Linked DNA regions of Homo sapiens: all the other regions are linked to region 2. Evidence: read pairs that join two places in POLR2A ChIA-PET (ENCODE). Cell type or tissue: HepG2. All regions are shown on one strand.

Region 1 (8,000 bases), 79 kb after region 2:
AAGGCAGTTGAGGAAGCGGAGAAACAGAGGCAGCAATCTTTGGTGTTCTCCACTTGTAGATGTATCATTCCAACCTTTGCCTCCTTCTTCACATTACCCTCCTCTCTATGTTTCTCTGTGTCATATCTCTCTTTCCCCTTCTCTTATAAGGACACTTGTCATTGGGTTTGGACCCATCCTACATCCAGGATGATCTCATCTCTCAAGTTTCTTATTGTTGACTGGGTGCGGTGGCTCACACCCGTAATCCCACCACTTTGGGAGGCAGAGGCAGGCAGATCACCTGAGGTCAGGAGTTTAAGACCAGCCTGGCCAACATGGTGAAACCCCGAATCTAAAAAAATATAAAAATTAGCTGGGCATGGTGTCAGGTGCCTGTAATCTCAGCTACTCGGGGGGCTGAGGCAGGAGAATCGCTTGAACTCAGGAGGTGGAGGTTGCAGTGAGCAGCAGAGATTGCACCATTGCACTCCAGCCTGGGCAACAGAGCAAGACACTCCCTCAGGAAAAAAAAAAAGCAGCTGGGCGCGGTGGCTCACACCTGTAATCACAGCACTTTGGGAGGCTGAGGCGGGTGATCATGAGGTCAGGACTTCCAGACCAGCCTGGCTAATATGGTGAAACCCTGTCTCTACTAAAAATACGATAATTAGCTAGGTGTGGTGGTGTGGGCCTGTAGTCCCAGGTACTCTGGAGGCTGAGGCATGAGAATCGATTGAACTCAGGAGGTGGAGGTTGCAGTGAGCCGAGATCATGCCACTGCACTCCAGCCTGGTTGACAGAGTGAGACTCCATCTCAAAAGAAAAGAAAAGAGAAAAAAGAAAAGAAAAAGAAACATAAGGCCGGGTGCAGTGGCTCATGGCCTCTAATCCCAGCACTTTGGGAGGCCAAGGTGGGCAGATCACAAGGTCAAGAGATTGAGACCATCCTGGCCAACATGGTGAAACCCTGTCTCTACTAAAAATACAAAAAAAAAAAAAAAGAACATAGCTGGGCGTGGTGGTGCACCCCTTTAGTCCCAGCTACTCAGGAGGCTGAGGCAGGAGAATCGCTTGAACTCCGCAGGCAGAGGTTGCAGAGAGCCGAGATCATGCCACGGCACTCCAGCCTGGCGACAGAGTGAGACTCCAACTCAAAAAAAAAAAAAGAAAGAAAAGAAAAAGAAAAAACACAATAGATGGAATAGAACTGCAGAAAAATATGGCAAACACATTATATCTTTTTTCAAAAATAAAAATTAAAAAATTGCTCAAGGGATCCACCCACCTTGGCCCCCAAAGTGCTAGGATTGCAGATGTGAGCCACCACACCTGGCCAACACATTATATCTCTAACATAAAAGAGGTTCTATAAATGGATTTTAATTAAATTAATTAATTAATTAATTTATGTTTTCTGTTTTTGAGATGGAGTCTAGCTCTGTCACCCAGGCTGGAGTGCAGTGGCACTATCTCAGCTCACTGCAAACTTCGTCTCCCAGGTTCAAGCAATTCTGTCTCAGCCTCCCGAGTAGTTGGCACTACAAATGCCCGCCACCATGGCCGGATAATTTTTGTATTTTTAGTAGAGACGGGGTTTCACCATATTGGTCAGGCTGGTCTTGAACTCCTGACCTCAGGTGATCTGCCCGCTTTGGCCTCCCAAAGTGCTGGGATTACAGGAGTGAGCCACAGCACCCGGCCATGCATTTCTATTATTTATTTATTTATTTATTTTTGAGACAGAGTCTTGCTCTGTTGTCCAGGCTGGAGTACAATGGCGTAATCTCAGCTCACTGCAACCTCTGCCTCCTGGGTTCAAGCGATTCTCCCACCCCAGCCTCCAGAGTAGCTGGGATCACAGGCCCGCACCACCACGCCCAGCTAATTTTTGTATTTTTAGTAGAGACAAAGTTTCACCATATTGGCCAGGCTTGGTCTCAAACTCCCGGCCTCAGGTGATCCACCCGCCTCGGCCTCCCAAAGTGTTGGGATTACAGGTGTGAGCCATCATTCCCAACTTATTGTGTTTTTTCTTTTTCAAAACTTATCACTGTGAGGTCATGCAAAACCTTCAAAATATTTATGTAGGCAAATATTTTTCTTTTTTCTATAATGGTTCTGGGCTTCCTGTCTTGCTTAAAATTTCTGCCTCATTGGCCAGTAATCACATCACTTTTGGGAGGCTGAGGCGGGCAGATCACGAAGTCAAGAGATGGAGACCATCCCGGCCAACACAGGGAAATCCCGTCTCTACTAAAAAACAAAAAATTAGCCGGGCATGGTGGTGCGCGCCTGCAGTCCCAGCTACTTGGGAGGCTGAGGCAGGGGAATCCCTTGAATTCAGGAGGCGGAGGTTGCAGTGAGCCGAGATTGTGCCACTGTACTACAGCCTGACGACAGAGCAAGACTCCGTCTCAAAAAAAGAAAAAAAAAATTAGGCGTGTGTGGTGGCGGGTGCCTGTAATCCCAGCTACTCTGGAGGTTGAGGCAAGAGAACTGCTTGAACCTGGGAGGTGGAGGTTGCCATGAGCTGAGATGGTGCCACTGCACTCCAGCCTGGGCAACAGAATGAGACTGTCTCAAAAAAAAATTTTTTTTTCCTCTTAAGTTTCTGTTTTGTAAATTTTTATATTTTTTAATTCTTCTGGATTTTTTTTTTTTTTCCTAGACAGGGTCTTGCTCTATTTCCCGGGCTGGAGTGCAGTGGTGCTACCGTGCTATCTCGACTCACACCAGCCTCGACTTCCCTCGACTTCCTGGGTTCATATTATCCTCCCACCTCAGTCTCCCAAGTAGCTGGGACAACAGATGCACATCACCACACTCACGTCATTTTTGTCAGTCTCGCCATATTGCCCAGGCTAGGTGTGAACTCCTGGGCTCAAGTGATCTGCCCACCTCGGCCTCCCAAAGTGTTGGTATTACAGCCTCTTCTGGAATTTATTTTTCAATGTTCTTGCTTTAAATCGAAAGTCAATTAAAACCAGGATCATTGGCCGGGCACGGTGGCTCATGTCTGTAATCCCAGCCCTTTGGGAGGCCGAGGCGGGCTGATCACCTGAGGTCGGGAGTTCGAGACCAGCCTGACCAACGTGGAGAAACCCCGTCTCTACTAAAAATACAAAATTAGCCAGGCGTGGTGGCGCATGCCTGTAATCCTCAGGAAGGCTGAGGCAGGAGAATCGCTTGACCGGGGGACGCAGAGTTGCGGTGAGCCAAGATCGCGCCATTGCACTCCAGCCTGGGCAACAGTAGCGAAACTCTCATTCAAAATAAGTAAATAAATAAAAAATAAAAAAACTAGGATCATTTCTCAAATAAACTATTGGTTTGTCACTTAATTGATTTGTCACGTTTGCTTTTTATTATGTTGTACTTCTAGATTTTATCCCTGACTACTCAACTATTTGTCCAGGGTAATATAGGAGCATTACGTTAGAATATACTAGCTTTGGAGTGAGTTAAAATGTTGGTTTTCAGTAAGTAAAATTTAAGTGTCCCACTAGAAAGAGGACTGTGATTTTTCGCGGTTGGGGTCAAAGGTAACAGGAAACAAGGTAGGCAAAAAGGGGTAAAGTTTAAGGCTCTGCAGACAAATGTTAGGTGTTGTTACTGCAAAATTGAACAAAGAACAAGAATCTTGGGCTTGAAAGCCTGGACTTTTCCCTAGAAACAACCATTCACAGTGTAGGGACTGAAGGGCCAGCTGTGAGGCAGCCGAGCTAGCGCCCTATCCTCACAAAGGGAGTGAAAGACGGAGACGGGTATCGGGAAAAAAATAAGTGCTGCGTCCAAGAATTTAGGAGTCAGTCCATGTCGCAGAACAGGGAGAAGGGCTGGGAAGAAAAGGCCAGCAAGGAACCTAGGAAGAGCGGAATCTCTCGGGAGGAGGTTATGGAGGCCGCAGCGGGTGATGGGTCTCTCCTGAAGGCGACTTGCCGGGGATTCCCTATTCCGCAGTCCTCTGGGAGTCGCAAAGAGAGTTAGGAAAGGCCGTGCAGCAGCGTCGCAGCCGGGCTGGCAACGGTAGAGGAATCGGCAGTGAGGCCTCTCCCCACACCCTGCCAGCCCAACTGCCGCCGCCGCCGCCGCCGCCACCGCGGGGCCCGGGATTGGCCCGAGGGCGGCGCAGGGCGGGGCGGGGGCTGCTGGGATGCAGGCCTGAGAGGCTGGCGCGCGCGCACACGGGCGCGGGTTCGGCGGCGGCGCGCGCGTGCTCTGTCGGCCTGTGCGGCGCTGCGGCGGAGCGGGCCATGGCAGTGGGGAGGGGGCGAGTGTAGTGCTGCGCGGGGCAGGCGGGAGGTGATCGAGAGAGGCAGGGATGGGGGCGCCGGAGTGGAGCGGTTGCGGCGGCCTGGGCTGCTGACTGCGCACTTGGAATAGTAGCAGGCGGCGGCGGCGGAACGCCAGGCAGGTGAGTGCGGCGGCCGGGACCCGGATGCGGCGCGGCTGAGGGGCGGCTGGGTCGCGGCGCCGGCTGCGGTGCCCCCGGGCGTGCTGGCGGTGCGTTCTAGCTTGCCGCTACCTGCGGCGCTGGCGACTCTTGTGGTTGCACCGCGCTTCCTGCCAGCTTGGAGGATAACCGCCTACCGGCCGGTGGGGGCGTCTGGCTTGGTTGCGGCCCGCCCTGGGCTCTCCAAGGTGAGTGGCGCCCCCCGGCCCCTGGGCGGCAGAGACGCTGCCGGGCGTCCCGGGTCACTGTCGCTTTGGGTCCCGTTCCTGAGGGGCGTTTCTGTGGAGAGACGGCGTACTCGCGCCCCGCGTCTATGCGGACACCTCCGGAACTTCCCGACCCTCAGGTGCCTTTTTGCGCAGAAGTGTATTTCAGAGGCGTGGACCCAGGGTTATTAGGTTATGGACATGTTTTCGAATCCCAACGCCGCTGCTGACCAGTCCTGGGGCCTTGGGCCAAAATATCCTGATGTGTTAAATGGAAATAATAATACATACACCATAAGGTTGTTGTGAGGTTAGGCATAACTGAACAAGTGCTAAGTAAATGATACCCCTGCTGCAGCATCTCGTGTTAGCTATTGCTAATTCCTGGCTGCTGGCGTGCGTTTGGGGGCACATTTATTTCCGATCTGCTCTGGTGTTGCAGTAACCGATACTGGAGTTGCTTAATATTGGAGCCTGTTAACCTCGCAGTGGCCAAAATAGAATCCTATAGTCCCTTACTAGAATCCTGCAGTCTCTTCCCGCAGGGCTGAATTGGAACCCTGTCTCAGGTACTGAGTGGGAATTACTGCTGAAATGAAACCGAGCAAATTCGGGATTCGCTTAGGATGAAAGATGGTGGGACGTAAACTTGAAGTGCTTTGCTGTTTCATCTCAAGTGACACTTGAACTCTGCCACTTGTTACAGAGTTATAAACACACGAAGAGTATGGAAACAGACTCTTTTTTCTGCATTGCTACATCCAAAGGGAGTGACAAGTGCTTTTGTAAACATCATTGTGGGCAGTGTGACTGTCTGGTGAAGTCATGATAATTAAATGAGTACTTATTTTGAAGCACTGAATGGAAGTTTGGAGATATGATTCGTAATAAAATTGTCTCCAACGAGTCAGAGGTCTCAGCAGTTCATTAATCATTTGGGGATTTTTATGCTACATTGTAAGATTTTATGGTAAAAGCAGAACTGTTTAAGTCATAATAATGTAGCACAGGAAAGGGTGGTCAGATAAGGATCTTAACCCAGTTTCAGAATGCAGGTATGGAAGAAAGTAAAGTCTTTTTTCTGACCAGGTGCGTTGGCTCACGCCTGTAATCCCAGCACTTTGGGAGGCCGAGGCGGGCGGATCAATTGATTCCAGGAGTTCGACACCAGCCCAAGCAACATGGTGAAACCCCGTCTCTACCAAAAACACAAAAATTAGCAGGGCGTGGTGGCGGGCGCTTGTAATCCCAGCTACTTGGGAGGCTGAGGCAGGAGAATCCCTTGAACCCGGGAGGCGGAGGTTGCAGTGAGCCGAGATGGCACCACTGGACTCCAGCCTGGGCAACAGAGGGATACCCTGTCTCAAAAAGAAAAAAAAAAAATCTTTTTGAGACCGAATCTTGCTTCTTTTTTAAAAAAAAATTATTGTTGTTTTTTGAGGCAGGGTCTCGGTCTGTCGCCCAGGCTGGAGTGCAATGTCGCCATCTTGGCTCACTGCAACCTCCGCCTCCTGGGTTCAAGCGATCCTCCTGCCTCAGGCTCCCTAGTGGCTGAGACTACAGGGGCGTGCCACCACGCCTGGCCAATCTTTCAATTTTGTTTTTTTTTTTTTTTTTTTGAGACGGAGTTTCGCTTTTGTTGTCCAGGCTGGAGTGCAATGACGCGATCTCCAGCTCACCGCAACCTCCGCCTCCCGGGTTCAAGCGATTCTCCTGCCATAGCCTCCCGAGTAGTTGGGATTACAGGCATGTGCCACCACACGCGGCTAATTTTGTACTTTTTTTGGTAGAGACGGGGTTTCTCCATGTTGGTCAGGGTGGTCTCGGACTCCCAACCTCAGGTATCCGCCCGCCTCGGCCTCCCAAACTGCTGGGATTACAGGAGGAAGCCACCGCGCCCGGCCCAATCTTTGTATTTTTGGTAGAGAGGTGGTTTTGCCATGTTGGCCAGGCTGGTCTTGATCTCCTGGGCTCAAATGATCCGCCAGCCTGGGCCTCCCAAAATGCTGGGATTACAGGCATGAACCACCGCGACCGGCCGAAAGTAAAAATCTTAAAGGTTTAAACTGGAATTGTATTCACTAAAGCCAAAATGACTTAAGAAGCAAAAATCTAATTTACACCCCTGATTCACACCCTGAGTCCACCACCTTCGGAGTGTTTTTTAGAAGTGTTGAAAATCAAGTCGGGTTTTGATTTGTCATTTTGCACCTCTTGCCTATCTTTCTTGGTGTTCTTAAAGACTCATCCATAAAGGCTTTTGCTTCAACTTGCTTTGTGAATGTCAGCCAACTATATGGAAAAAAGTGAAAAATGAACACTGTAGTCTAAATTATGTTCTTTCTTGAGGTTTTCCCAGTTGTCTAGCTTAGACTGTTGAACTCAACAGTAGAACTACTGCTAGCCACTGTGAAAAGGCTGGGAGTCAGAAGTCACCTCTTGGTTTTAGGCCTCAACCTGGGTAAAAACAGCTGGGGCTATGGGGATGTTACCCAGTCTTATGGGCCTCTGTTTTGTTTGTTTGTTTGTTTTGAGATGGAGTCTCTCTCTGTCGCCAGGCTGGAGTGCAATGGCACGATCTCTGCTCACTGTGACCTCCCGGGTTCAAGCGATTCTCCTGCCTCAGCCTCCAAATTAGTTGGGACTACAGGTGCACACCACCATGCCCCGCTAATTTTTGTATTTTTAGTAAACATGGGGTTTCACCATATTGGCCAGGATGGTCTCAGTCTTTTGACCTCGTGTTCCTCCCGCCTTGGCCTCCCAAAGTGCTGGGATTACAGGCGTCAGCCACTGTGCCTGGCCCCAATAAATAAATTATTTATTTTTATTTTTTATTTTGTTTTTATTTATTTACTTATTTAGAGACTGAGTTTTGCCCTTGTTGCCCAGGCTGGAGTGCAATGTGCAATCTTGGCTCACTGCAACCTCCGCCTCCCCGGTTCAAACAATTCTTCTGCCTCAGCCTCCCAAGTAGCTGGGATTACAGGCACCCGCCACCACGCCCAGCTAATTTTTTGTATTTTTAGGGGTTTCTCCATGTTGGCCAGGCTGGTCTTGAACTCCTGACCTCAGGTGATCTGGCCGCCTCGGCCTCCCAAAGTGCTGGGATTACAGGCGTGAGCCACTGCGCCTAGCACTATTTTTAATTTTAATTTAATTTAATTTTATTTTATTTTATTTTATTTATTTGAGACGGAGTCTCACTCTGTTGCCCAGCCTGGAGTTCACACCTCCTGGGTTCACGCCGTTCTCCTGTCTCAGCCTCCCCAGTAGCTGGGACCATAGGTGCCCGCCACCACGCCTGGCTAATTTTTTGTATTTTTTTTTTAGTAGAGACGGGGTTTCACCGTGTTAGT
Region 2 (8,000 bases):
ACACATCTGTAATCCCAGCTACTTGGGAGGCTGTACCCGGGAGGTGGAGGTTGCAGTGAGCTGAGATCTTGGCACTGCACTCCAGCCTGGGCTACAGAGGAGACTGTCGAAGAAGAAGAAAGAAGAAGAAGAAGAGGGAGAGGGAGAGGGAGAGGGAGAAGGAGAAGGAGAAGGAGGAGGAGAAAGAGAAGGAGAAGACAGCCTAACTTTCCTATTACTGGAATCTGGACTTCTTGGACTGGACACCCCTGACCAAAGTGGGAAAGTGGACCACCAACCTTGGTTTCTGCCACCCCAGATCTGGGATACTGGCCCATCACTGATGTGACCCTTTGTAAGAAAATCAGATCAACTGAGAAGGGGGCATCCGTGTTATGAGTGGCTACTAATAAAACAAGGTATACCTAATACAAGCAAATAAAACTGGCCGGGCGCGGTGGGTCACACCTGTAATCCCAGCACTTTGGGAGGCCAAGGCAGGGATTACTTGAGCCCAGGAGTTCAAGATCAGCCTGAGGAACATGGCGAAACCTCATCTCTACAAAACAACAACAACAACAAAATTAGCTGGGTGTGGTGGTACCCACCTGTGGTCCCAGCTACTTGGGAGGCTGAGGTGGGAGGATCACCTGAACTCAGGAGGTGAAGGCTGCAGTGAGCCGAGATTACACCACTGCACTCCAGCCTGGGCGACAGAGTGAGACCATGTCTGAAAAAAAATAAGACGAAACAACAGGCAAACCTACTACAATAAAATAAAACTGGCCAGGCACAGTGGCTCACGCCTGTAATCCCAGCACTTTGGGAGGCAGAGCGGGGTGGATAGCTTGAGCCCAGGAGTTCAAGACCAGCCTGGTAAACATGGTGAAACCCCATCTCTACAAAAAAAAAAAAGAAAGAAAGAGAGAAAAAAAAAATTAGCCAATGCACGCCTGTAGTCCCAGCTATTCAGGAAGCTGAGGTGGAAGGATCACCTGAGCCCAGGGACGTGGAGGCTGCAGTGAGCCGTGATTGTGCCACTGCACTCCAGTCTGGGTGACGGAGTGAGACCCTGTCTCAAAAAAAATAATAATAATAAAATAAAACTGTTTTTGAATGGGCAAGAACTTCACAAAAAAAAAAATTAATCAAGTTATGCAAAAGGAAAAAAGTGAGAAACATCTGAGGATGCCCAATGCCTCCCTTCTGACACCCCCTACCTCCCACCCCCAAAGCCTCACCAATTCCAGAGCTGCCTCCAAGGTGCTTCCAGCCCTGGAGATAAATGGGCCATTCCTGCCCACACCAGGAAGGGGAGTGGACTTGACTCCGGGCCAAGAGTCCTGCCAGGATTAAGGAAGGAGAACCAGCAAACCTGCATTTCCAGTGAGCACAGACCCATGTTCTCAGGAAGGGGAAAACTTCCAACAGGAACCACAGGAACTTTCTCCATTTTTAAAAATAGCGACTATGTATTCATTTTATTGTCACACACACACTTTATCAAGACTGAATAAAAGGAACAATATAGACAGAGGAGAAAAAAAGAGAACTATGGAGAGGAGGTAAAGCCATTTTGAGCCCTCAGGGCATCCATGAAGTCAGGAAACTTCAGTTCCAACAGCAACAGAAGCCATTCTCATGCTTGGACTGGTCGGTGCTCAGCTCTTTTATATATTGTTTTGCTTTTTGAGACAGGGTCTCACTTTATCGCTCAATCTGGAGCGCAGTGGTGCAATCACAGCTCACTGCAGCCTGGACCTGCCAGGCTCAAGAGATCCTCCCACCTCAGCCTCTCGGGTAGCTGAGAGTACAGGCGCGCACCACCAGGCCCACCTGGCTCCTTTTTTATTTATTTATTTATTTATTTATTTATTTATTTATTTATTTAATTTATTGTAGAGGCAGGGTCTCGAACTGTTAGGCTCAAGCGATTCTCCTGCCTCAGCATCCCAAAGTGCTAGGATTACAGGAGTGAACCACCATGCCCAGCCATTGCTCAGCTCTTCAAAGTCCAATCCTACCTTAGCGTAGGATTGTCATACCTTACGTATGTCAGTGACCCAGGCCCGCAACCACTACGGGAAATGGGCCCGGGATCCTGCAGGAGGGTTAGGGTCTGCAGATCCCGCTGGCCAAGCGGCCCCTAAGGCGCGTCTGGGCTCTGAGGGCTGCGGGCTGCGGGCTGTGGGCTGTGGGCTGTGGGCTGTGGGCTGCGGCCGCCAGGTGGCGCCCTGACTTCTGTTCGGAGGCCTTCCCCTCCCTGCGGATCCCTGGGACCCCCGCCAGGGCAGGGCACTCGCCCATACCGCGCCCGAGGGCTTGCGCGTAGTGTTCACAGACCGTGAAGAAGCTCCACCCCAAACACAGAGGCACTGCTTGCTTTGGCCCCAAAACCCTGGTGCAGGACCTAGGGGACGTAGGGCGGCAGGACGAACATTGGCCCGGCCCTCGCCTCCTCCTGTGACCCCGCAACCCCTCACCTCCCGCGGGGAGAAGAGGCGTAAGGTGAGTGTAGAGCTGGGCCCGGAGGAAAGCTAGGCCCTCCAAGAATGTGGGGTCTTCGCCCTTGAAAAAGCGGGTCTTCCAGATGACGCCGTGGCAGAAAGCGCCAGAGCCCCAGCCTTCCTGCCCCGCCCTGCGCTGCGCCCTCCCCCAGCCCTCCTCCTCTTCCCGCCCCGGGCGAAAGCAGAAGTGTCCGAAAGTTGGGAGGAAATGGCCCCGGAGCTCCCGGGGTTTCCAGCTCGCCTGCGGAGCGCGGGGCTCCAGTGCGGCGCGCTCGGGGCCGCCAGGGGGCGCTGTGGGGCGGGCCTGCCGCCGGGGGCGCGGCTGTTGCGCCCAAGGGAGAGCCGTCGCTGCCAGCCTTAGATTTCTTTAGGAAGGGACAAAGTGATCTGGAGCCCAGGGCTGGGAGAGGCTCTTCGGGCTCCCACCTTCAGGCAGGATTAATGTCGAGCCCTGAAGGCGGGGTCTCTGTCCCGCCCGCCGCTGCACTCCCAGCTCCTGGAACAGTGAATAACAGGGGCCATATTCACCAAATACTGACTGAGCGACAACAGCAGGAAATGTCCTAAGTCCCGGTGATGAATCAGTGAACAAACAAAGCCTCTGCCCTAGTGAGGTTCCTATTCTCCCCTGCGGGGATGGGGAAAACGATAAGCAAAACAGAAGTGTAAATGCATGTACGGTGAGGATAGATGCTGTGGAGAAAAACTAAGCGGGATAAGGAGGGTGAGGAATGCATGGTGCGGTGGAGACAGGAAGGTCAGGGAAGGCTCTGATCGGAGAGGGACGCTTCAGCAGATCCCTCCAGGAAGGGGCGAGTCAGCTAGGAACCGAAAAATAAGGAACACTTCAACGTGTTAAATGAATGAGTTTTAGAGGCAAGATGCCACACTGAGCAATGGCCCCTCTGGTGTGACCTGTCCTCCCTCTCTCCACACCTGTCTGCTCCCCTTCATCCATCCATTCATCCATCCAGCCGTCCCACAGGCACCTACCTGCTCCATGCTGGACCTTATGTGGGGTATATTTCATTTCCATATCCCCTACACCCAGGGATATGGAAATGAAAAAGACACACTCCTGCCAGGTGCGGTGGCTCACGCCTGTAATCACAACGCTTTAGGAGGCCAAGGCGGACGGATCACAAGGTCAGGAGTTGGAGACCAGCCTGACTAACATGGAGAAACCCCGTCTCTACTAAAAATACAAAAATTAGCCAGGCGTGGTGGCGCACGCCTGTTATCCCAGCTACTCGGGAGGCTGAAGCAGGAGAATCGCTTGAACCCAGGAGGCAGAGATCGCAGTGAGCCAAGATTGCGCCACTGCACTTCAGCCTGGGCAACAGAGTGAGACTCCGTCTCAAAAAAAAGAAAAGAAAAAGACACTCCTGGCTGGGCGCAGTGGCTCACGCCTATAATCCTAGCACTTTGGGAGGCCGAGGCGGGCGGATCACGAGGTCAGGAGATTGAGACCATCCTGGCTAACTCGGTGAAACCCCGTCTCTACTAAAAATACAAAAAATTAGCCAGGCGTGGTGGCAGGCACCTGTAGTCCCAGCTACTCGGGAGGCTGAGGCAAGAGAATGGCGTGAACCAGGGAGGCGGAGCTTGCAGTGAGCCGAGATCGTGCCACTGCACTCCAGCGTGGGCAACACATCAAGACTCCGTCTCAAAAAAAAAAAAGAAAAAAAAAAAAGAAAAAGACATACTCCTTGAAGAGAAAAAGGGCCTCACTCTTACTCTGGTGGTACCAGAGAATGGCATAGCCCTTTGGGAGAGTAATTGGACAGCATCTCACTTTTAAATATGGCCACCCTTTGCACCCAAAGCCCCAGGCTGGGACTTGCAGCCAGGAATTGCACAGTGGTCAGGCAGGCCCACTGACTGGAACTAGAACGTGGATTTTAACTCCAACCCCGTCTCTTATCAGCTCTAAAACCCTGAACATGCCATTTATCTGTCTGCCTCAGCTTTCACATCTGTAAAATTAAGCTAATAAAAATATCTAATTAATCGGAGTTTTGAGCTAATACATTGCAAAGGGCAGGGCAGACACATAGAAAGTGTTCAATACATGTTAGCTACTATTGTTAGCTCAGGCAAGGGTTTGGGCAGAAGTGCAATTTGTCTTTTTTTTTCTTTTTTTCTTTTTTTTTTTCTTGAGACAGGGTCTCACTCTGTCGTCCAGGCTGGAGTGCGGTGGTGCCATCTCAGCTCACTGCAACCTCCATCTCCGAGGTTCAAGAGATTCTCCCACCTCTGCCTCCCCAGTAGCTGGGACTACAGGCGCCTGCCATCACACCCAACCAATTTTTGTATTTTTTGTTAGAGGTGGAGTTTCACCCATGTTGGCCAGGCTGGTCTCAAACTCCTGACCTCAAGTAATCCTCCCGCCTCAGCCTCCCAAAATGCTGGGATTATAGGCATGAGCCACCGTGACTGCCCCAAATGCTCTTTGCAAAATTATCTGCATAGCGCCATCCCGAGGCAACCTCAATAAAGTTCCATCAATAGGGAAATGAATCCAATTATGGTCTATCCATACTATAGAAGAAAATGTAATTTTAAGAAGATTGTGTTAATGGGAGACAATTTGAGACCCATATCAGCAAGTCAGACCAAATGTGAAAAAGCAGTGAGTCCTGTGGAACATTGGGATATGTGACATAGGGAGGACTGGAGGGGACTTGGCCTCTGGGGGCCTCTGTTTCTCCAATGAGAGACAATTTGAGCTGTTATCTGAACAGTCAGTCAATACTAATCAACTTTTTTAAATGCACACATCTTTTAACCCAACAGTTCTACTTTTAGGAGCTTATTCAACAGTTACACTTGCACATTTGCACAAAGAATCATAAAAAAAGGTTTGTGGCAGTGCTGTCAAAGGCAAGAACAACCTAAATGTCCATCAACACAGGAATTGTTAAAAAATTATGATGTATCCATCCAGTGAAAGCTTATGTAGCCTTTAAAGTTATCAAAGCAGGTCTAGATGTGCGGATGTAGGAAAATTACATGTAAAATCGTCTTCAATTTAAAAAAAAAAGACAAAGAAAAGCTTAGGTACTCACAATAAGAGTCATGAAAACTTTTGAGAGGGCAGGGGGCTGCTCTGGGGACCCCCAAGGAGATAGCCTCCGATAATGGTGAGTCCTGAAGGTAGAACACCCCCTCATTCTGCTTTGTTTCTTCTCTCCACCCTCAGTGCCCAGGACAGGACAGGACAGGACAAGTACTTATTGAGCGCCACAGAGAGAGAAAGAAGATAGGACAGGCTCTTGGGGCTCTGAGGCTCACAACAAACAAAATGTGATGGGGCAGCCCCTTGGAGTAACTCCAAGTCTGAGCTCAGCAGAGCTACAAGACTTCTGGATGTGCAGAGCCCAAGTTTCCCATCATTTCATCCCTGCTAGTGCTCTGGGCTGGGCTGAAGCAGCTTGTTCTGCTAGATTTGGAACAAACACAAGCGCCTAGAGGAGACCGAGCAACACATACTGATCCTATCAGGCCTAGCTGAGCCCAAGAGTTTCCTAGCTTTGCCCCATCTAACCATACTCTTTCAGGCGTCTTATCTGGTTCCTGTAAGTCTTGGCCCCCAGTCCATCTCCATGCAAGCAAAAATCCCTTGGACCCCGAAAGCTAATGAAATTTTAAAAATAAAAAAATTAAATTAAAAACAGAAGAAATCCGAAAAAAAAACTGAGATCTACAATCTCACAAAGAAATAAAAGAATATGAAATTGCTACTATTCAACGATTAGTTTTACCTTAAAAACGGCAGCTTTATATGGCTAATCTTAATGAATTAAAACAACTTTGAGATATTATTTTTATCCTTTCATACTGGCAAAGATTAAAAAGGTTTGTTAACATCTTGAATCAGCAAAACTCTGGAGAAACAGGCACATTAAGGGCAGAAGACAAACTTGTACCATCCCTATGAAAGGTGATTTTGGCAATTAACTGTTAAATGACAAATCTAAATACCCTTTGGCCTAGCTATTCCACTGCTAGAAGTTTATTCTACAGATATACTCACATACCTGGAATGTACACAGTTATTAATTACGACATTGTTTGTAATCACAGAGAATAAGAAAAAACCAAGCACCTATCAATTGGTGGACTGGTTAAATAAATTATAGTACATTCTCTCTTTCTTTCTCTCTCTCTCTCACACACACAGACACACACAAAAATTATCCATAAAAATTAAATAAGAAATCTCTTTAGGGGCCAGGTACGGTGGCTCATGCCTATAATCCCAGCATTTTGGGAAGCCAAGGCAGGCAGATCACCTGAGGTCAAGAGTTCGAGACCAGCCTGGCCAATATGGTGAAACACCGTCTCTACTAAAAATACAAAAAATTAGCCTGGCATGGTGGCGCACGCCTGTAATTCCAACTACTCGGGAGGCTGAGACACGAGAATTACTTGAACTCAGGAGGTGGAGGTTGCAGTGAGCCAAGATGGCACCACTGCACTCCAGCCTGGACAACAGAGCAAGACTCTGTCTCAAAAAAGAAAAAAGAAATCTCTTTACGTACTGATTTGAAATGCTTTCTAAGATCTAATCTCATCTGTATGCAAATTTTTAAAAACATGCACACAAGGTACAGAACAATGTGTATAGTATGTTACCATCTGGGTAAAAAAGGTGTGTTATGGTATCTAAAAAATTGAAAACATTTGTTGTAGAGGGGAACTTGGATAGCTGGAAAATAGAAGTAGGAAGGAGACTTTTCATTAAAATGCTGTTTTGTGCCTCTTGAATTTTGAATCTTCTGAATAATTGCCCAGTCAAAACAAACAGCAAACAAAGCACACCGGAGGAAACAATGAAGCTTTCCAGAGTGGAAAGCCAGGAACCTGGAGCTTAGAGGCAACCTGAGGAGGCAAAACTAATCCAAGTGGGGTAGAGGGAGATTGCCACAAGGCCATAGCTCACCTAAGCCAGGGAAGAGGAGTAGCCCCATTACCATCAGTCCCAATGACCCACTCTGTGCTTCCTGTCCCCGCGACTCTAGGCTTTGCAAGGTTAGAGACCCTAGTCCCCGAAGGCGCTGCACTCTTGCCAGGGGACACAACAAGGGTCCTATTGAATTACAAACTATAGCTACTCACCAGTGTCTAGCTGATGAGAGAAGGAGTCCCCATAACAGCATGAGTAATTGATGGCAATCTCAGATCACTGCAGCCTCCGCCCCCGACTCGCCTGACCCCGCCACCCACTCCATCTTGGGTTCAAGCGATTCTCCTGCCTCAGCCTCCCAAGTAGCTGGGACTACAGGGGCACACCACCACGTCCGGCTAATTTTTGTATTTTTTGTAGAGATGGGGTTCTCGCTATGCTGCCCAGGCTGGTCTCCAACTCCTGGGCTCAAGGTATCTGCCCCCACTTGGGCTCCCAAAGTGCTGAGATGACAAGCGTGAGCCACTGCACCTTTCCCCCGCATTGCAATTGTGAATGGACATGTGTAGTAACCCCAGTCTAAGAAGGGTATAATTACCAAGGGT
Region 3 (8,000 bases), 90 kb after region 2:
ATATCCTGAACACACTTCCCCCTTTTTTTGGTTCCGGATTTGGGCAAATTAGACAGTAACCAGAGACCCTAGAGTTATTATTCTATCAGGTACCTTTTTTTGTTTTGTTTTGTTTTTTTTGAGACGGAGTCTCGCTCTGTCACCCAGGTTGGAGTGCAGTGGCGCGATCTCAGTTTACTTCAAGCTCCGCCTCCCAGGTTCACGCCATTTTCCTGCTTCAGCCTCCTGAGTGGCTGGGATTACAGGCGCCCCCACCACGCCCGGCTAATTTTTTTTTTTTTTGTATTTTTTTAGTAGAGACAGGGTTTCACCGTGTTAGCCAGGATAGTCTCGATTTCCTGACCTTGTGATCCGCCCGCCTCGGCCTCCCAAAGTCCTGGGATTACAGGTGTGAGCCCCCGGGCCCGGCCTTTTTGTTTTGTTTTTGAAGAGACCAGGTCTGGTTCTGTCACCCAGGCTGGAGTGCAGGGGCACAATCGTAGCTCACCGTAACCTCGAACTGCTGTGCTCAAGTGATCCTCCTGCACCGGCCTCCTAAGTGGTTATTAATAGTACTATAGGCATATACCATCATGCCTGCCTGGCTAACTAAAAAAAAAAAAAATTTCTTAGGTAGAAGACACAGGCTCTTGCTATGTTGCCCAGGCTGGGTCTCATGCTCTTGGCCTCAAGCCATCTTCCTGCCTTGGCCTCCCAAAGTGCTCTGATTACAGGCTAGAGCCACTGAACCCAGCCTTCTATTAGGCGTTCTTAACTCTCTCAATCTTCGTTAAGGTGCTCTACCCCTGAAAAGACCAAGCCTTTAGACATTAAGCAATTAATGACAAAAACGAGTGTGAATTTTGTTCACTGCGTCCTGAATCATTAGTCTTTTTGAAAATAAGGAACCAAACAAAACCACCTTGTTTTGTCCTTTTGAGGCCTTGAATTTTGGTCTTGACTGAAGGGGACTGGTTTTAGGATGTGGTAGTTTGATCCTGTATTCAATCGTATTTAGTATTTTTAGAGATCAGGAATATTTATTTATTTATTTATTTATTGACCGAGTTTTGCTCTTGTTGCCCAGGCTGGAGTGCAATGGTGCAATCTCGGTTCACTGCAACCTCTGCCTGCTGGGTTCAAGCAATTCTCCTGCCTCAGCCTCCCGAGTAGCTGGGATTACAGGTGCCCACAACCACGCCCAGCTAATTTTGTATTTTTAGTAGAGACGGGGTTTTTACCATGTTAGTCAGGCTGGTCTCGAACTCCTGACCTCAGGCGATCCGCCTGCCTTGGCCTCCCAAAGTGCTGGGATTACAGGCATAAGCCACTGCGCCTGGCCAGGAATTTTTAGTTTAATTAGACAACTTAGTTTTTGAATCTGAGACCCTCCCATTGCACACGTGTGTGAGAGAGTGTATGTGTTGTAAGAATGTATGTGTATGTATGCTCTGAACTATTTGGTTTAGAGTTACCATATCTTTTTTTTTTTTCTCATTAAACTTTGTTTTGATGGGTCTCAAAATTCTGTGACCGATTTTTGGTCCAGTTGTTTCCATTAAAAACTACTGATTTTAAAAGTTAATAATTTAAAACTGCCACATGCCAAAAAAAAAAAAAAAAAAAAAACCCAAATGGTCCATAACACATTCTCCTTTTCTTCTGAGGGGTTTACAGTGCATTGTTATCATTAACCAGTCATTTACTATTAAACCTAAATGGCTGATTGAAACAAACATTTCTGAGGCTATTCTTCCACCACTGATTAAGACTCAGGTGGCAGGTATTAGGGATAATATTCATTTAGCCTTCTGAGCTTTCTGGGCAGACTTGGTGACCTTGCCAGCTCCAGCAGCCTTCTTGTCCACTGCTTTGATGACACCCACGGCAACTCTGTTTCATATCACGAGCAGCAAAATGACCCAGAGGAGGATAGTCCTAGAAGCTCTCAACATACATCGGCTTGTCAGGAACCATATCAACTATGGCAGCACCACCAGACTTCAAGAATTTAGGGCCATCTTCCAGCTTCTTACTAGAATGGTGATCAATCTTTTTCCTTCAGGTCAGCAAACTTGCAAGCTGTGTAAGCTGTGTGACAATCCAGTACAGTGGCATAGCCAGCACTGATTTGGCCTGAATGGTTCAGGATAATCACTTGAGCAGTGAAGCCAGCTGCTTCCATTGGTGGGTCATTTTTGCTGTCACCAGCAACGTTGCCGTGATGAACATCTTTGACAGACACATTCTTGACATTGAAGTCCACATTGTCTGCAGGAAGAGCTTCACCCAAAGCTTCATGGTGCATTTCAACAGACTGCTTCAGTTGTAACATTGACTGGAGCAAAGGTGACCACCATTCCGGGTTTGAGAACACCAGTCTCCACTTGGCCTATAGGCACAGTACCAATATCACCAGTTTTGTAGACATCCTGGAGAGACAGATGCAAGGGTTTGTCAGTTGGATGAGTTAGTGGTAGGATGCAGTCCAGAGCTTCGAGTAGCATGGTTCCCCTGGCATTGCCATCTTTATGGGTGACTTTCTATCCCATGAACCAAGGCATGTTATCACTTGGCTTCAGCATGTTGTCACTGTTCCCACCAGAAGTTGGCACAAATGCTACTGTGTCGGGGTTGTAGCCAATTTTCTTAATGTAAGTGCTGACTTCCTTAATGATTTCCTCATATCTGTATTGGCTGTAGGGTGGCTCAGTGGAATCCATTTTGTTAACACCAATTAGTTGCTTCACACTTCAGCATATAAGCCAGAAGGGCATGCTGACAGGTCTGCCCATTTTTGGAGATACCAGCTTTAAATTCTCCGACACCAGCAGCAACAATCAGAACAGCACAGTCAGCCTGAGATGTCCCTATAATCATGTTATTGATAAAGTCTCTGTCTTCTTGAGCATCAGTGATGGTCACGTAATACTTGCTGTTCTCATATTTTCATAGGGAGATACCAATGGTGATACCATGTTCATGCTCAGCTTTCAGTTTATCCAAGACCCAGGCATACTTGAAGGAGTCCTTTCCCATCTCTGTAGCTGCCTTCTCAAATCTTTTTTTTGACAGGGTCTCACTCTGTCACCCAGATTGGAGTGCAGTGGTGCAATCGTGGCCCACTGCAGCCTTGACCTCCCCAGGTTCAAGTGATCCTTCCAGCCTCCCAAGTAGCTGGGAGTACAGGCATGCACCATTATGCCCAGCTAACTTTTTTTTTTTTTTTTTTTTTTGGTATTTTGTAGAGGCAGTGTTTCACCATGTTGCCCAGGCTGGTCTCAAACTCCTGAGCTCAGGTGATTTGCCTGCTTGGCCTCCCAAAGAGCTGAGATTACAGGTGTGAGTCATGGCACCCAGCCTAGGATCTTTCTTTTTGTGACCCCCCTTCTCCCCGAGAATGTATATCTCCTTCATTTCTTTTCTTTTTTTTCCGAAGTGGAGTTTTGCTCTTGTTGCCCAGGCTGGAGTGCAATGGCGTGATCTTGGCTCACTGCAACCTCCGCCTCCCGGGTTCAAGTGATTCTCCTGGTCTCAAACTCCAGCGTCAGGTGGGTCCACCTGCCTGGGCCTCCCAAAGTGTTGGGATTACAGGGATGAGCCACCGCGCCCGGCCATATCTCCTTATTTTCTTTTAATAGCTCCTCAGATATTTAGCAGATCACCTGAGGTTGACCCTTTAACTGGGAGTAGCTGGCTTACTGCTGGAATCAAGAATGTGAATCTCAACAGTCATCTCCTATATTATAGTATTGCTAGAGATAGGTCTGCAGCTCAGAATTCTCCCCAGTGTAAACCCAAGGACAGCATCCCTGGTCCTGTAGTTTGTCTTCTGGTGCTTCAGGCATTCAGGAGACCACCAGGCAAATGCTGATTTGCCCTCAAGGGAAATGCGATCCTGATTATCCATGCCTGCAGGGGGAGGATTATATGGATTAAACTAAATCCATGGGTAATCCAAAGGCTTTGTTTTAAACTACAGTTTAACCACATTCCTGACCACAGTTTTTTCTTGTATTTCTAATAACTAATTTATAATATTTACTGATTTCAAATTTATCTTCTTCTCCTGCCACTTAGAAGTAATGGCAGTTGTGAAGTTGAGAAAAGATGGAAGGAGTTAGATAACCAGCAGATGATTTGGTATTAACTGGGTGGTTTAGCTACAGTGCTTTCTAGACCATGAAGACCTGAATTCCATGAATTCCTTACCTGCTGAGTCATTGGTAACTGTCAACAAGAGCTCAAACTCCATTTTGATACATTTGTACTTTACTTGCTTAAATGAATGAGCTCTTGTGATTTAAGTAATCAGTATTTCAGATGATCAGAATTATAACCCGATTTGAAGTTTTCCTTTACTGTTTAATAAGTTAGCCTACTGATAGTTTTTTTATTTTAAAAAAATTTTTTCATTATTATTTTTTGAGACAGAGCCTCGCTCTGTCGCCAGGCTGGAGTGCAGTGGCGCCATCTCGGCTCACTGCAACCTCTGACTCCCTGGTTCAAGTGATTCTCCTGCCTCAGCCTCCCGAGTAGCTGGCATTACAGGCATGCGCCACCACGCCCAGCTAATTTTTGTATTTTTAGTAGAGACGAGGTTTCACCATGTTGCCCAGGATGGTCTCGATCTCCTGACCTCGTGATCTGCCCACCTCTACCTCCCAAAGTGCTGGGATTTCAGGCGTGAGCCACCTTGCCCGACCGTTGCTTTTTTTTTTTTCTGTAGCCAGTCTACTACTACATCTGACAAGTTACGTGTTCATAGTTATACAATAACTATTCATATTTCATTAAATAGTTGAAATATGATCACTTAAAATTGTTTATTCTTGATTTAGTATAGGCCTTGTATTTATTTATTTATTTTTTTAGGGATGGGGACTTGCTGTGTTGCCCAGCTGGCCTGTAACTCCTGGGCTCAAGCGATCCCCCCACCTCAGGCTCCAGAGTAGCTGGGACCATGGGCAGGTGTTGTATTTAGATTCTATTAAAGTCAGTGTTTTCTTGTAGCTTCATAAACCATTACAAATTGTTGCCATTGTGTTATCTGAAAAAAAATGTAGTTTGTTAACTAAAACGTTTTTCTGCAGTGATAAATATCGGCTTGAACCCAGGAGGCGGAGGCTGCAGTGAGCCGAGATCACGCCACTGCAAATATATATATATATATTTCATGTATATATATTTCGTATATATGTTTCATGTATATTTCATATATATATTTCATGTATAAATATTTCATATATATATTTCATATATATTTCGTATATATATTTCATGTATATATATTTTGTATATATATTTCATATATATATATTTGCAGTGGCGTGATCTCGGCTCACTGCAGCCTCCGCCTCCTGAGTTCAAGCCGATTCTCCTGCCTCAGCCTCCCAAGTAGCTGGGATTATAGGCGCATGCCACACGCCTGGCTGATTTTTGTATTTGTAGTAGAGATGGGGTTTCACCGTGTTGGCCAGGCTCGTCTCGAACTCCTGACCTCAGGTGATCCACCCACCTCAGCCTCCCAAAGTGTTGAGCCACCGTACCTGGCTGCAGTTACGTATTTTCTTTTTCTTTTTCTTTTATTTTTGAGACGGGGTCTCACTGTGTCGCCCAGGCTGGAGTACAGTGTCGTGAACTTGGCTGAACCTCCCAGGTTCCAGCTGTTCTCCTGCCTCAGCCTCCTGAGAAGCTGGAACTACAGGTGCATGCCACCATGCCCGGCTAACTTTTGTATTTTTTAGTAGAGACAGGGCTTCACCGTATTGGCCAGGCTGGTCTCGAACTCCTGATCTGCCCTTCCTGACCTTGTGATCTGCCTGCCTCGGCCTCCCAAAGTGCTGGGATTATAGGCGTGAGCCACCATACCCGGCCTAGTTATATATTTTCAAAAGTCAAGTTCCATATTTATGAGCTAGTTATCATTCCCCTTAAATTTTGAGCAAGAGTTCCTGGGGATAGCCAACTGGAATTCTTTTTTTTTTTCTGGAGACAGGGTCTTGCTCTGTCACCCAGGCTGGAGTGCAGTGGAACCATCTTGGCTCTCTGCAGTGTGGACCTCCTGAGCTCAAGCGAGCCTCCCCAGTATCTGGGATTATAAGTGTGTGCTACCACATCTGGCTACTTGTTGTATTTTTCATGGAGAAAGATTTTGCCATGTTGCTCAGGCTAGTCTCAAACTTCTGGGCTTGAGTGATCTGCCAGCCTCAGCCTCCCAAAGTGCTGGGATTACAGGTGTGAACCAAAGCACCCGGCCAAGCTGTCTTAACTCTTGATGTGCACATTCACTCACCATTCCATTATTAATATTTTTCCTTTTTTTATTTTTATTTTTATTTTTTGAAATGGAGTCTTACTCTGTTGCCCAACCTGGAGTGCAGTGACGCCATCTCGGCTCACTGCAACCTCTCCCTCCCAGGTTCAAGCGATTCTTCTGTGTCAGCCTCCCAAGTAGCTGGAATTACAGGTGCCTGCCACCACTCCCAGCTAATTTTTGTGTTTTTAGTAGAGGTGGGGTTTTACCATGTTGGTCTGGCTGGTCTTGACCTCCTGACCTCAGGTGATCCACCCATCTCGGCCTCCCAGAGTGCTGGGATTACAGACGTGAGCCGCCATGCCCAGGCTATTAATATTTTTTCTAACTGAGGAGCTTCTGGGTTTTAGGTCTTCATTTTGCTCACAAGTATTGTCTAATATCTCTGTAATTTGTACATGATGGTCCAGTGGCTCCTGACCTCAGGTGAGCCACCCGCCGCAGCCTCCCAAAGTGCTGGGATTACAGGCATGAGCCACCCTGCTCAGCCCTGAGCATTAATTTTTTTTTTGTTTTTTGTTTTTTTTTTTGAGACGGAGTCTCGTTCTGTCGCCAAGCTGGAGTGCAGTGGCACAATCTCGGCACACTGCAACTTCCGACTCCCGGGTTCAAGGGATCTCCTGCCTCAGCCTCCTGAGTAGCTGGGATTACAGGCACGCACCACCACGCCCAGCTAATTTTTATATTTTTAGTACAGACGGGGTTTCACCATGTTGGCCAAGATGGTCTCGATTTCCTGACCTCGTGATCTGCCCGCCTCAGCCTCCCAAAGTGCTGGGATTACAGGCGTGAGCCACCGTGCCCAGCCCCCATTAATTCTTTTTGTAGGCATTATCCTATTGGTATACTCACATGTGTGGAAAATCATGTATGGTGAAGGCTATTTGTTGCATTATTGTTTATAATGGCAAAATTCCTGAAGTAACTTAAATGTTTTTCACTAGGGGAATTACTTTAAAAAAAATAGGACGTTCCTATGATTGAATGCTCTGTAGCCATTTAACAGAATGAAGAAAGTGGACCAGGCACGGTGGCTCATGCCTATAATCCCAGCATTCTGAGAGGCCGAGGTGGGTGGATCATCTGAAGTCAGTAGTTCTAGACTAGCCTGGCCAACATGGTGAAACCCTGTCTCTAATAAAAGTACAAAAATTAGCCAGGTGTGGTGGTGCGCACTTGTAATCTGAACTACTTGGGAGGCCGAGGCAGGAGAATTGCTTAAGCCCCGGAGGCAGTGGTTGCAGTGAGCTGAAATTGCACCACTGCACTCCAGCCTGGGCAGCAGAGCAAGACTCCATCTCAAAACAAACAAACAAACAGAATGAAGAAAGTGTTTATGTACTGATGTGGAATCATTTTACCACATAAATGAGTTAGGTTAAAAAACCACAAAGGTGTGGTTACAATATGTGGGGAATACTATCATTGTTATTACATTTATTCCTATTAATGAGTAATGTAATAATATTGTAACAGGAAATTCTGAGGTGATGTTTGAATTGAGATGTGAAAGGTGAATTATGTAGGTCAGTGTTTCTCATCTGGGGTTGACTGATGTTTAGGGGCTGTTTCAGGAATGAGAGCAGGGGACGATTTTAGCTTGTACAATTATTGGGGGATATATTAGCATTTAGTGTGCAAAGGCCAGTCATGTTAGCCTTAGTAATATAAAGTGTGCAACAGTCTTGCAAAGCAAAGATTTGTT

Evidence for each region. ChIA-PET counts read pairs that join two places held together with the same protein. Peaks named below come from ENCODE experiments on the same cell type or tissue, not always from the same donor. Only the 100,000 strongest peaks of a DNase experiment are listed, where the experiment ranks them.
Region 1: POLR2A ChIA-PET joins it to region 2 with 36 read pairs; 23 of 35 experiments call an interaction of 5 or more read pairs at or near these places.
Region 3: POLR2A ChIA-PET joins it to region 2 with 26 read pairs; 19 of 35 experiments call an interaction of 5 or more read pairs at or near these places.

Annotation. Positions count from the first base shown.
Region 1 is chr3:138,831,091-138,839,090 of GRCh38, reverse strand. PIK3CB (phosphatidylinositol-4,5-bisphosphate 3-kinase catalytic subunit beta) reads left to right here and starts at 4,163. Exons shown (of 24, transcript NM_006219.3): 1 at 4,163-4,396. RefSeq lists a silencer at 3,927-4,666. In HepG2, a CTCF peak has its summit at 4,606; DNase peaks (open chromatin) are centred at 4,070, 4,610 and 5,410; H3K4me3 peaks cover 2,770 bases.
Region 2 is chr3:138,910,343-138,918,342 of GRCh38, reverse strand. LOC124906289 (a long non-coding RNA gene) reads left to right here and starts at 2,361. Exons shown (of 2, transcript XR_007096114.1): 1 at 2,361-2,487. RefSeq lists silencers at 2,126-2,275, 2,686-2,905. In HepG2, CTCF peaks have their summits at 2,216 (motif pointing right) and 2,772 (motif pointing right); DNase peaks (open chromatin) are centred at 2,262, 2,752 and 3,062; H3K4me3 peaks cover 2,144 bases.
Region 3 is chr3:138,820,108-138,828,107 of GRCh38, reverse strand. The region is part of intron 1 of PIK3CB (phosphatidylinositol-4,5-bisphosphate 3-kinase catalytic subunit beta); the gene reads left to right. It also overlaps the pseudogene EEF1A1P25. Among named protein-coding and RNA genes, the nearest start is that of PIK3CB, 11 kb to the left of the region's middle. In HepG2, no CTCF peak of the experiment used is centred here; a DNase peak (open chromatin) is centred at 4,187.